Linked DNA regions of Homo sapiens: region 2 is linked to region 1. A link is an interaction called in ENCODE POLR2A ChIA-PET data of the cell type or tissue named here. Cell type or tissue: PC-9. All regions are shown on one strand. Links, peaks and the distances in the headings refer to the core of each region. The heading gives the core; the rest is flanking DNA. Region 1 has its middle 11 kb from the start of DNASE1L3. Region 2 holds the start of ACOX2 (acyl-CoA oxidase 2).

Region 1 (5,379 bases), core at 199-5,198:
TGGGGGCAGGAATAGGAGGAACCAAGTTTTCTTATCTCTTTCCAGGGGCACAAAAATGGTTGGGAACAGACCCAAAAGTCAGAAGTGGGATGCAGGTTGGAACAGAGTAGGGAGAGATGGGGCAGGCAAAGCTAGAAGGAGAAGGTGGCGGTGGAGAACAGACCCCGCCTTCCTGTTAGTTCTCAAAGGGATTGTTCTCATTTAAAGACATAGGCTGGGCCGATGCCAGTGAGCAGCTAGCATACGTTTCTTCATTCCCTGCTCTGGACCTGGCTTTTTTTTGCATCATCCCGTTTGTCTTCATCTTCACCACAGCCGTTGAATGTGTTATTACCTACACCATTTAACCACGAGGAAACAGCTTAGAGGTTAGGTAACTTGCCCAAGTCACATAGCTAGCAACTGGTAGGTAGGAAATCATCTCCAAAATTCAGTATATCACATGGGACCTGATGAGCATCTCCTGGGACTTTGCCCAAGACTTAGATTTTGCAGTCGGCCATGGAGGCTCCACTGAAGTCACGAATGATAGAACGCATGTTGGGGAAGCTTAGGAAATTTCTACTGCAAGTCTCTTCCTTAAAAAATGTGCCTCACTTTGGCTGGGCATGGTGTCTTATGCCTGTAATCCAAACACTTTGGGAGGCTGAGGTGGGCAAATCACTTGAGGTCAGGAGTTTGAGACTAGCCTGGCCAGCATGGCAAAACCCCGTCTCTACTAAAAATACAAAAAAATTAGCCAGGCATGGTGGCGTGAGCCTATAATCCCATCTACTCCGGAGGCTGAGGTGGGAGGGTGGCTTGAGCCCCAGGAGGTGGAAGTTCCAGTGAGCCAAGATCATGCCACTGCACTCCAGCCTGGGCAAGAGCGTGAGACTCCATCTAGAAAAAAAAAAAAAAAAAGAGAAATGCACCTCACTTCAGTGATGGCTGCTCCCCACTGTTGTGACTACATTTGAACACAGTGTGGTTGGGTATGATTGGGTCTCCATGGAAACAAAGCTTCCACAGACTTCTACTTCCAATCTCTGAGAATTAATTTCAAACACAGTTTCAAGACTTGATCTGCACTGCATTTTTACACATGGGCCTCTAAGGCAGTGCAGAGCAATGGATGGGAACGCAGGATTGGCTGTCAGGCCTGCCTCTGCCATTTACAGAATGAACACTTGTGACAAGCTGTTCCCTCTCTCCGGGTCCCGGTTTTACCTCTATAAAATAGGGCTATGATAGTACTTACCTCATACATTTGTTCTAAGTATTATTACATTATTAAGCAAAATAAGTGTTAGCTATTATAATTCCTCCCCACCCACCTGTTCCCCTCCTGCTGCCCCTGTTCCCAACACTGGGATGACCAATTCATCCTGGTTTGCTCAGGACTTGTTCTGATTTAGCATTGGAAGCTCAGCATCCTGGGAACCCCACTAAGGTTTGAGGGAACCAGTATGGTCAGTTGCCCTCCCCAACACTTCAGCCAGAGACATCATAATAGTCCAGATAAACTGGCGGCCAATGGAGCTCAAGATGGTTTGAGTCCAAGATTTACATTGGTAATTCAAAATCATGACAAGTTTTGTGGCCACTGGATATAGAATGATAGCTCAGAGGCACAGAAAACTCAGTGAAACCAAAGGTAAGTCCAACTAATTATTCAACTCTGGGCCCTCAAGGGCAGGAGCTGTCTTGTTCATCTTTGTATCCCCCTCTACACTTAGAAGGGTAAATTGTTAAATGAGTGAACAACAAATCCAAAAACCCACAGCGCAGGTTAGGTGCCATGGCTCACGCCTGTAATCTGAGCACTTTGGGAGGCCAAGGCAGAAGGATCACTTGAGCCCAGAAATTTGAGACCAGCCTGGGTAACATAGGGAGATACCGTCTCTATGAAAACAAAAACATCCACAGCTCAGAATGATCTCAAGTCCCAGGCCAAGAGCTGTTTCAAAAAATCTCCTGGGCTGAATTTTTTTTTTTTGAGATGGAGTCTCGCTCTTGTTGCCCAGGCTGGAGTGCAGTGGTGAGATCTTAGCTCACTGCAACCTCTGCCTCCCAGGTTCAAGTGATACTCCTGCCTCAGCCTCCTAAGTAGCTGGGACTACAGGCACGTGCCACCATGGCTGGCTGATTTTTGTATTTTTAGTAGAGACAGGGTTTCACTATGTTGGCCAGGCTGGTCTCGAACTCCTGATCTCAAGTGATCCACCTGCCTTGGCTTCCCAAAGTGCTGGGATTACAGGAGTGAGCCACCACGCCTGGCCCAGGGCTGATTTTTTAAGGTCTTATGATAGGAATGACCTTGGCCTGCATCTAAATCTGGTTCTGGAATGAAATTGGAGTAGGCTCTGCCCCTGGAGGGGGAGATCCCTTCCTGGGAATGGGATTCCTTGTAGCCTGCACGGACCTGGTGGACTGAACAAAGAGGGGGAATGCGGAAATAAAAGACAAAGACATAAGAGTATATTTGGAAGAAGGGGTCAGGGACACCTTGCCTCTAGTAGACAAGGGCCCTGAGCTTTACACAGCCTTCCGTATTTATTGGTAAAAGAGATAACGAGAAAAGGGGGTGGTGGTTGTTGGGTAATTGTCAGTCGGCCATTTGGTTCACAGCAGGCTTGCAAGACTGCATCCTTTGTATGATAGGTGCTAGATTTTTCAGTAGATAACTTCAAGGAGCCCGGCCCCCAGGGAGTGTTGGCCCTCAGCAAACCTTTCAGTGGCAGGTGCAGTGTGAGTTTGCTCACATCCTGCATTCATGATAAACAGTTTGCTGTTTGATCATATAGCGTCCAGTGGAATGCTGAGCTGGTCACAATCCCTTTGGCCTTTTTGGCTCCCAACAATTCCTGCCTGGAAAATCATTCATGAGTCACTGTGTAGTTAAGGATTTACACGTGCTCCTACCTGCACTGCAAACCTTGTCTTTAGAACTGGTGTGGTTTTAGATAGATTTATAGATAAATTTATAGATCATGCCTAATGCATGATGATTCAGGAGGGAAGCCTTCTCCCAAAGAACAACAGATGATTTTCTGGGGCCCTCTGCTCACAGCCAGGGTGTCCCCCAAGCCCTCAGGCTCCTTATGTATGTATGGGACACACAGAAGCTTTCAGAATATGGAGAGAAAGCATTTCCATTTGCTGGGAATCTGGGGTCAGGGACATGGATTGTTCTCAGTGTTCTGAGCTGGAATAGTGGCAGGGCCTTGTCACTGTTATGTGCCAGAGAAGAAATGCTATAGGAGACTGACCAGGTGGTCACACTCTGGTGTCAAACAGTCCTGGCCACGCCTCTTACCAGATGTGATGTGAGACCTGGAGAGGTGACTTGCCCTCTCTGAAGCTCAGTTTCCTCATCAGTAAAATGAAGAGAATAATAGTAGTCAGGTAGTTGTGAGGTTTAAAGGACCGAGTCCATGTAAAGATGTGTAATATGGGTCTACCACAGGTCAGAACCCACAGCCACTGTTACAGACACACCTTGGAGATATTGCAGCCTCAGCTCCATACCACTGCAATAAAGTGAGTATCACAAGGTTTTTGGTTTCTGAGTGCATATAAAAGTTATGTTGGCTAGACACAGTGGCTCACACCTTTGGGAGGCCAAGGAGGGAGGATCGCTTGAGCCCAGGAGTTTGAGACCAGCCTAGGCAACATGGCAAAACACTGCCTCTACAAAAAATACAAAAATTAGTCAGGCATGGTGATGCATGCTTGTACTCCCTGCTACTAGAGAGGCTGAGGCGGGAGGCTCGCTTGAGCCCAGGGAGTGAAGGCTGCAGTGAGCTATGAGCATGCCACTGCACTCCAGCCTGGGCAACAGAGCAAGACTATATTAAAGAAAAAAAGTTATGTCTACACTATACTGTAGTTTATTAAGTGTGCAAGAGCATTATGTCTAAAATACAATGTACCTATCTTGATTAAAAATACTTTATTGCTAAAAAATGCTAATGATCGTCTCAGGCTTCAACGAGTCATAATCTTTTTGCTGATGGAGGGGGCTTGCCTCGACATTGATGGTTGCTGATGGATCAGAGTGGTAGTTGGAGTGGCAGTGGCAGTTTCTTCAAAGAAGACAACAACGAAATTTGCCACATCGATTGACTCTTTCACAAAAGATTTCTCTACAGCACGTGATGCTGTTTGATGGCATCTTGCCCACAGTAGAACTTCTTTTGAAATTGGAGTCAATCCTCTCCAACCCTGCATTATCAACTAAGTTTATGTGATATTCTAAATCCTTTGTTGTCATTTCAAAAATGTTACAGCATCTTTACCAGGAGTAGATTTCATCTAAAGAAACCACTGTCTTTGCTCATCTGCAAGAAGCAACTCCTTATCTGTTCAAGTTTTATCAGGAGGTTGCAGCAATTCAGTCACATCTTCAGACTCCACTTCTAGTTCTTTTACTATTTACATCACATCTGTAGTGACTTTTCCCACTGAAGTCTTCAATCCCTCAAAGTAATCCATGAAGGCTGGAATTAACTCCTTCCAAACTCCTACTAATGTAAATATTTTACTTCCTCCCATGAATCACAAATGTTCTTAATGGCATCTAGAAATGCTGAATCCTCTCTAGAAGAGTTTCAATTGATGGCTCAGATCCATCAGAGGAATCACTGTCTAAGGCAGCTTTAGCCTTACAAAATGTACTTCTTAATAAGACTTCAAAGTCAAAATAATTTCTTGATCTGTGGGCTACAGAGTGAATGTTGTATTAGCAGGCATGAAAACAACATTCATCTCCTTGAACCTCTCCATCAGAGCTCTTGGGTGACCAGGTGCATTACCAGTGAGCAGTAATATTTTGAAAGGAATCCTTTTTTCTGAGCAGCAGGTCTCAAGAGTGGGCTTGAAATATTCAGTAAACTGCACTGTAAAGAGATGTACTGTCATCCAGGCTTTGTTCCATTTGTAGAGCACAGACAGCGTAGATTTAGCATAATTCTCAAAAACCCTAGGATTGGGCAGGGTGCAGTGGCTCATGCCTGTAATCTCAGCACTTTGGGAGGCCAAGGCAGATGGATCACTTGAGGTCAGGGGTTCGAGACCATCCTGGCCTGGCCAACATGGTAAAACCCCGTCTCTACTAAAAATACAAAAATTAGCCAGGGGTGATGGCGTGCACCTGTAGTCCCAGCTACTTGGGAGGCTGAGGCACGAGAATCACTTGAACCTGGAAGGCAGAGATTGCAGTGAGCCAAGATCGCACCACTGCGCTCCAGCCTGGGTGACAGAGTGAAACTCTGTCTCAAAAATAATAATAAAATAAAAAAGAACCCTAGGATTTTCAGAAAGGTCAGTGAGCACTGGCTTCAACTTAAGGTCACCAGCTCCACTCGCCCCTAACAAGAGAGCCAGCCTGTCCTTTGA
Region 2 (5,379 bases), core at 233-5,232, 320 kb before region 1:
AGGATATAACAATCATATATGCACCCAACATCAGAATACACACACACACACACACACACACACACACACACACAGGCTTAGGAGTCCAGCTGCATGACTCCTAAACCATAATTTCTAATCTTGTAGCTAATTTGTTAGTCCTGCAAAGGCAGTCTAGTCCTCATGCAAGAAAGGAGTTTATTTTGGGAAAGGGCTGTTACTTTCTTTGTTCAAAGTTAAACTATAAATTCAGTTCCTCCCAAAATCAGTTTGGCCTATGCCCAGGAATGAACAAGGACAGTTTGGAGGTTAGAAGCAAGATGGAGTCAGTTAGGTCAGATTTCTTTGATTGTCATCATTTTCTCAGTTACAATGTTTGCAAAGGTGGTTTCAATAACATAATACAATATGTACAACATGGTGACTGTAATTAACAGCAATGTATTATATACTTGAAAATTGCTAAGAGAGTAGATTTTAAGTGTTCTTACCACAAAAAATTAGTATGTGAGGTAATGAATGTGTAAATTAGCTTGATTTAGCAATTCCACAATGCATATACATATTTCAAAACACCTGATTGTCCATGATAAAGATATACTATCTTTATTTTTCAATGATAAATAAGTTAAATATTTTTAAAGTATAAAAATAGGAAGAATACAAAATAGCATTTTAATACTACCTATGAGGAATCAAATTTCTGATTATCAGCAAAACAATATCACTGACAAGTGGATGCATTTTAATAAACCAAAAAAACTTTATATACATAGGGTATGGTAAACTAAATATTTAAAAAAAACCAAGAACTTAATTTCAATCCAATCACAAGAAAACAGCAGACAAATTCAAATTGAAAGACATTTACAAAACACCTGACCAGTACTCTTCAAAGTATCATGGTCATAAAAGACAAAGAAAGACCGAGGAACTATACTGTTTCATGTAGACAGGACAACTAACTACATGCAACGTGAGATCCTGAATTCAATCCTAAACCAGGAAAAGAACATTAGTGGGAAAACTAGCAAAACTCAATATGCAGAAAAATGTTAACTCAGCAATATTTCAAACCCTGCATAGTCCAAAGAAAGGACTGGCACCTGACAGCTCCTGGGAGGTAACCTCTATGCCCTTGGAATATCCTGCCTGAAAACAGTATCTTTGTATACTTGGGGCCTTGGGCCATGCCAGGCAGTTTATACTAATAATGTGATTCCGAGTGGGTCCTTAGGCCACACTCTATGAGTTTCACATCTGGAGTCGATGGAGACTGAGTAGCTAAGGTCAGCCACACAAGCATCCCATGGCTCTGTGATGACTGCAATAACTCTGGACACCAAGGTGTTGCCAGATGGTGCCATGCAGTTCCAGGCTCTTGGTGTCCCAAACGAAAAGCTGGACTGGGCCGGGTGCTGTGGCTCATGCCTATAATCCCAGCACTTTGGGAGGCTGAGGCGTGCGGATCATTTGAGGTCAGAAGTTCAAGACCAGCCTGACCAACATGGTGAAACCCTGTCTCTACTAAAAATACAAAAATTAGCCGGGCATGGTGGCACATGCCTGTAATCCCAGCTACTCAGGAGGCTGGGGGAAGAGAATTGCTTGAACCCAGGAGGCAGAGGTTGCAGTGAGCCACTGCATTCCAGCCTGGGCAATAGAGCAAGGCTCTGTCTCAAAAACAAAAAAACAAAAAAACCAAAAAACTGGACGTGATACACACAAGTAGCAAAGCCAGCAGCAATAGTTTATTAAGCACAGCATTATACTCTCAAAGAGGGCAGAGTGGGCTGACCTCTGCGAGATGAGATCAGCATCAGTTTCCTGGGCTTGTGGTCTTCTTATGTGTTCTTTTTTCCCTTTCTTTTCCCAAGGCTGCCGAGTCTCTAGCTAGTGTCTGCCTTTTGATTGATAGGCATGTTGCTTACTTTGTTTGGCCCTTGTGCGCTTGCACGTCGCCTCCGTTCCATAATCTCAAGTACATGCATGATATGCAGTCCATATGCATGAGCTTTAATGAGCTGATTATCATACGGGGTCATGTTAAAGATGCTTTTTCGCTCTAATGAGCATGCCTATCTCGGAGGAGCTGCCCCTTACTGGTTTGGTCAGGATCTTGCCAGCCATGGGGTCTCTTTACTCAGTTTTTTATCTTACTTTTGTTTTGGCTGCTTAACTTCTGCTTCTTCTCTTGCTTCTTGCTCACTCACCCCTTCACCTTGCTTCTGCTTTCGCTCATTCCACCCTTTATCCAACCTCCAATTCCTTCTGCTGTTCTCCTGCCTCAAAAGTGTGCTTCCCTGGTTGTCAATACTTCGTGCATATTGTAAACATCGTTGTTGGGAGAATTAAATGCTGTCCATACAACACCACTGGGAGAGGACACCTAGAAGCTCAGTCTATTCTCTCCTAGACTTCGTGCTATGTACCTTTTCCTTCTACTGATTTTAATCTGTAATCTTTTGCTGTAATAAACTGTAACCATGAGTATTACAGTTTCTTCTTGTTTGTTCTAGAGGCAAAGTCTCACTCTGTCACCCAGGCTAGAGTATAGTGGTTCCATTATAGCTCACTGCAGCTTCGAACTTCTGGGCCCAAGCAATCCTTCCACTGCATCCTCCCAAAGAGCTAGCACTACAGGCACACACCACCACACTGGGCTAATTTTTACATCTTTTTTGGTAGAGACAGGGTCTTGCTATGTTGTCCAGGCTGGTCTCAAACTCCTGGCCTCAAGTGATCCTCAAGCCTCAACCTCCCAAAGCAATGGAATTATAGGCGTGAGCCATCACGCCTGGCTCAGTATAACAGTTTCTAAGTTCTATGAGTCTTCCTAGCAAATCACTGGACCTGAGGTTGATCTTGGAGAACCTCTGACACACTCAAATAAGTTCTGAAGATTAGCTGACAATATTGCAGCAGTGTTAATGGCTTGGTTTCATAATTGTACCTTAGAAGAAGCTGAGTGAAGGATATACAAGAACTTTTTGCAGCTTTCTGAAATTCTAAAGTTATTTCAAAATAAAAAGTTAAACACAAAGAACAAGGAGACAAGTGTGATCATTGTTAGTGCTGGGTGTTAGGTACATGCAGGTTCATTATATTTTTCTCTCCACTTTTGTACAAGTTTGAAATATTTTGTAATTTAAAAAGCCTTTTTAAGCTAGAGAATTCAAGATTTCAGTGCAACAAATCAAAATGATCACATCCAAAACATACAGAACAGGGTCAGCTTCAAAGCGGATGAGAAAACAATTTAAACATGGAGAGTTTATTAAAAAGCCTTGCTCCAAGGGCCCCTGAGCAAGGCTTTCTTCACTGGGCACTTCCTGCAATCCAAGCCTTTCTCTATGGCAGAGAGGAACTAAGTCATTGCCCATGGTCAGTGATAGCATAAATCCTTGGCGGAGATGAGTCCAGGTGTAAGTAAGAACTTTCACCTCCAAACAGTGGGGCCAAGACCACCTTCCCTGAAACCACTGCCCACAGCAATGAGGACTGCCAGGAGTCTGAGCCCCACAGCTCCAGAAGGACCTACTAGGTGATAAGTTGCAAAGCTTGGGCCACAGGTCCTGCCTCTTCCTACAGACACAAGCTAGACACTACCTTGGGGATATGATGGGGTGCTGTGAGGCTCCTTACTGAGCAAATACCTTGCATTACAGGGGAGGCCAAGGCCCAGAAAGGAGTACACCTGCTCAGAGTCAACATAGCTCAGAAGTCCTGCCAGAACAGGAGCCTTGATCTCCTACTGGCCCCTTGATTTCTTTCCCAGTCTTACACAAATGTGTTACGTAATCTACTTATTGTGCAAACCCAAACAAAGTGACATCCCTCCCTGAGCCTGTTTCCTTACCTGCAAAATGGGGAGCCGCATCTGACTTTCCAAGGTGGTTATGCAGGGAGGGAACCTCTAAGCCTCTCATTCCTCTCACTAAGACCCAGCTCTCATCTGGATCCCACACACTACAGATGGATGCTTCACAAATATTTTTCCAGGGAATGTCAGGGGATGCTAAGCATAAGACAAGCCATATTTTAGAGCAGAAACATGGGGAGAGAGGAAAAACGTACACCTTACAGAGCAATCCTTTCACATGAGGACCATCTCAGGGGAGCCTATTAAGCTCGTGTGATATTAACAGCTTGAGTGCCTGAAGGGCACACAGTGAAAGATCAGGGAAGACCAGGATATCACTTTGGAAACACTGCTGGGGTACACAGCTTTTTGGTACAAGTAGTGTCAAAGGAATCCCTGGCTTTGAGATGTAAGGGCTCCAACCTCCCAGAAGTCCTCCCAGGGCAGCCCCAGCGACAGGCACAAAGGTCACACCCATGCAGGAAGAGAGGGAGGAAGGAGAGGAGCTCCATAAGCCCAGACAAGGGCTTGAGAGCAGACAAGGGCTTGAGAGCAGACAAGGGCTTGAGAGCAGACAAGGGCTTGAGAGCTGGCCAAGCAGTTTCTCTCAGCTTCTGTGTTCCAGCCCCTATGTGGGAGGAGAGAAGGGCAGGACCACAAGCCTGCCAGAGGCTGCGGCCTACAGCCGGGGAGAGGCCAGCCCGGCCTACAGTGCGGACACAGGACAGAGGGGAGCCAGGTGAGCCAGGTTTTTGGGCAGGGAGGGACTGGGAGACCCCAGAGGAGAGGGCTGCCCCCATGATGACCCTGTCCGCAGCTCCGAGAGACCCTGAGCAAGGCTTTCTTCACTGGGCACCTCCTGCAAATCAGGCCCTGCACTAAGTGTTAGGGTCACGGCATGACAGTGACAAAGATCCCGGCCCTCTTGCAGTTTCTGTGTTAGTAGCAGGGAGATGGAAGTAAACAAAAACATATGAAATGAGTAAATGATCTCAAATGTCAGAAGGGGATAAGTGAAAAGAGAAAAAGGAGAGCAGAGTGAGGAGGACAGGGAATGCCGGGGGAGGGGGCTTGGGGTTTTAAAGAGGGTGGCCTCTTTAAGGTTAAATGAGGTTCAATGCAAAAAGCCCTAGTGACATTTGAAGAAAGGGTGTTCTGGGCAGATGGAGATGCCCTAGCAAATGCTGGCAGTGGCAGGGAGGCCTGGAGCATTCAGAACAGCAAGGAGGCAGTGGCAGCAGAGCAAGGAAAAGAGGTAAGGCAGGACGAGAGGAGCCGCACTAGGGGCACTTGCAGGACTCCGGGGGGCAGAGGATGGGGCCCCTTGCCAGCACCCCCACAGCCCTGCTGGGGGTATTGGTTTGAAAGCCTCATATGAATCATTTGCTACATGTGGTTGCATGACCCTTATAAAGTCTCCTCCCTTTCCAAGGCCCACATCCTCTCCATAAAATGGTAATAACAGCAGTGCATCTGTCAGGTTGAGGTCAGGAAGGAAGGGGATCAAAAGCATGGCAGCCTGCCGGAGAGATTTACAA

What was found. Peaks named below come from ENCODE experiments on the same cell type or tissue, not always from the same donor. Only the 100,000 strongest peaks of a DNase experiment are listed, where the experiment ranks them.
Region 2: POLR2A ChIA-PET joins it to region 1 with 5 read pairs; 2 of 35 experiments call an interaction of 5 or more read pairs at or near these places.

What each region holds. Positions count from the first base shown.
Region 1 is chr3:58,219,720-58,225,098 of GRCh38, reverse strand. No RefSeq gene overlaps it. Among named protein-coding and RNA genes, the nearest start is that of DNASE1L3, 11 kb to the right of the region's middle. In PC-9, for the core only: no CTCF peak of the experiment used is centred there; a DNase peak (open chromatin) is centred at 2,768; H3K27ac peaks cover 2,027 bases.
Region 2 is chr3:58,536,320-58,541,698 of GRCh38, reverse strand. It overlaps ACOX2 (acyl-CoA oxidase 2), which reads left to right and starts at 4,509. Exons shown (of 15, transcript NM_003500.4): 1 at 4,509-4,580. All of the region lies in intron 1 of LOC107984079 (a long non-coding RNA gene), which reads right to left. In PC-9, for the core only: no CTCF peak of the experiment used is centred there; no DNase peak of the experiment used is centred there.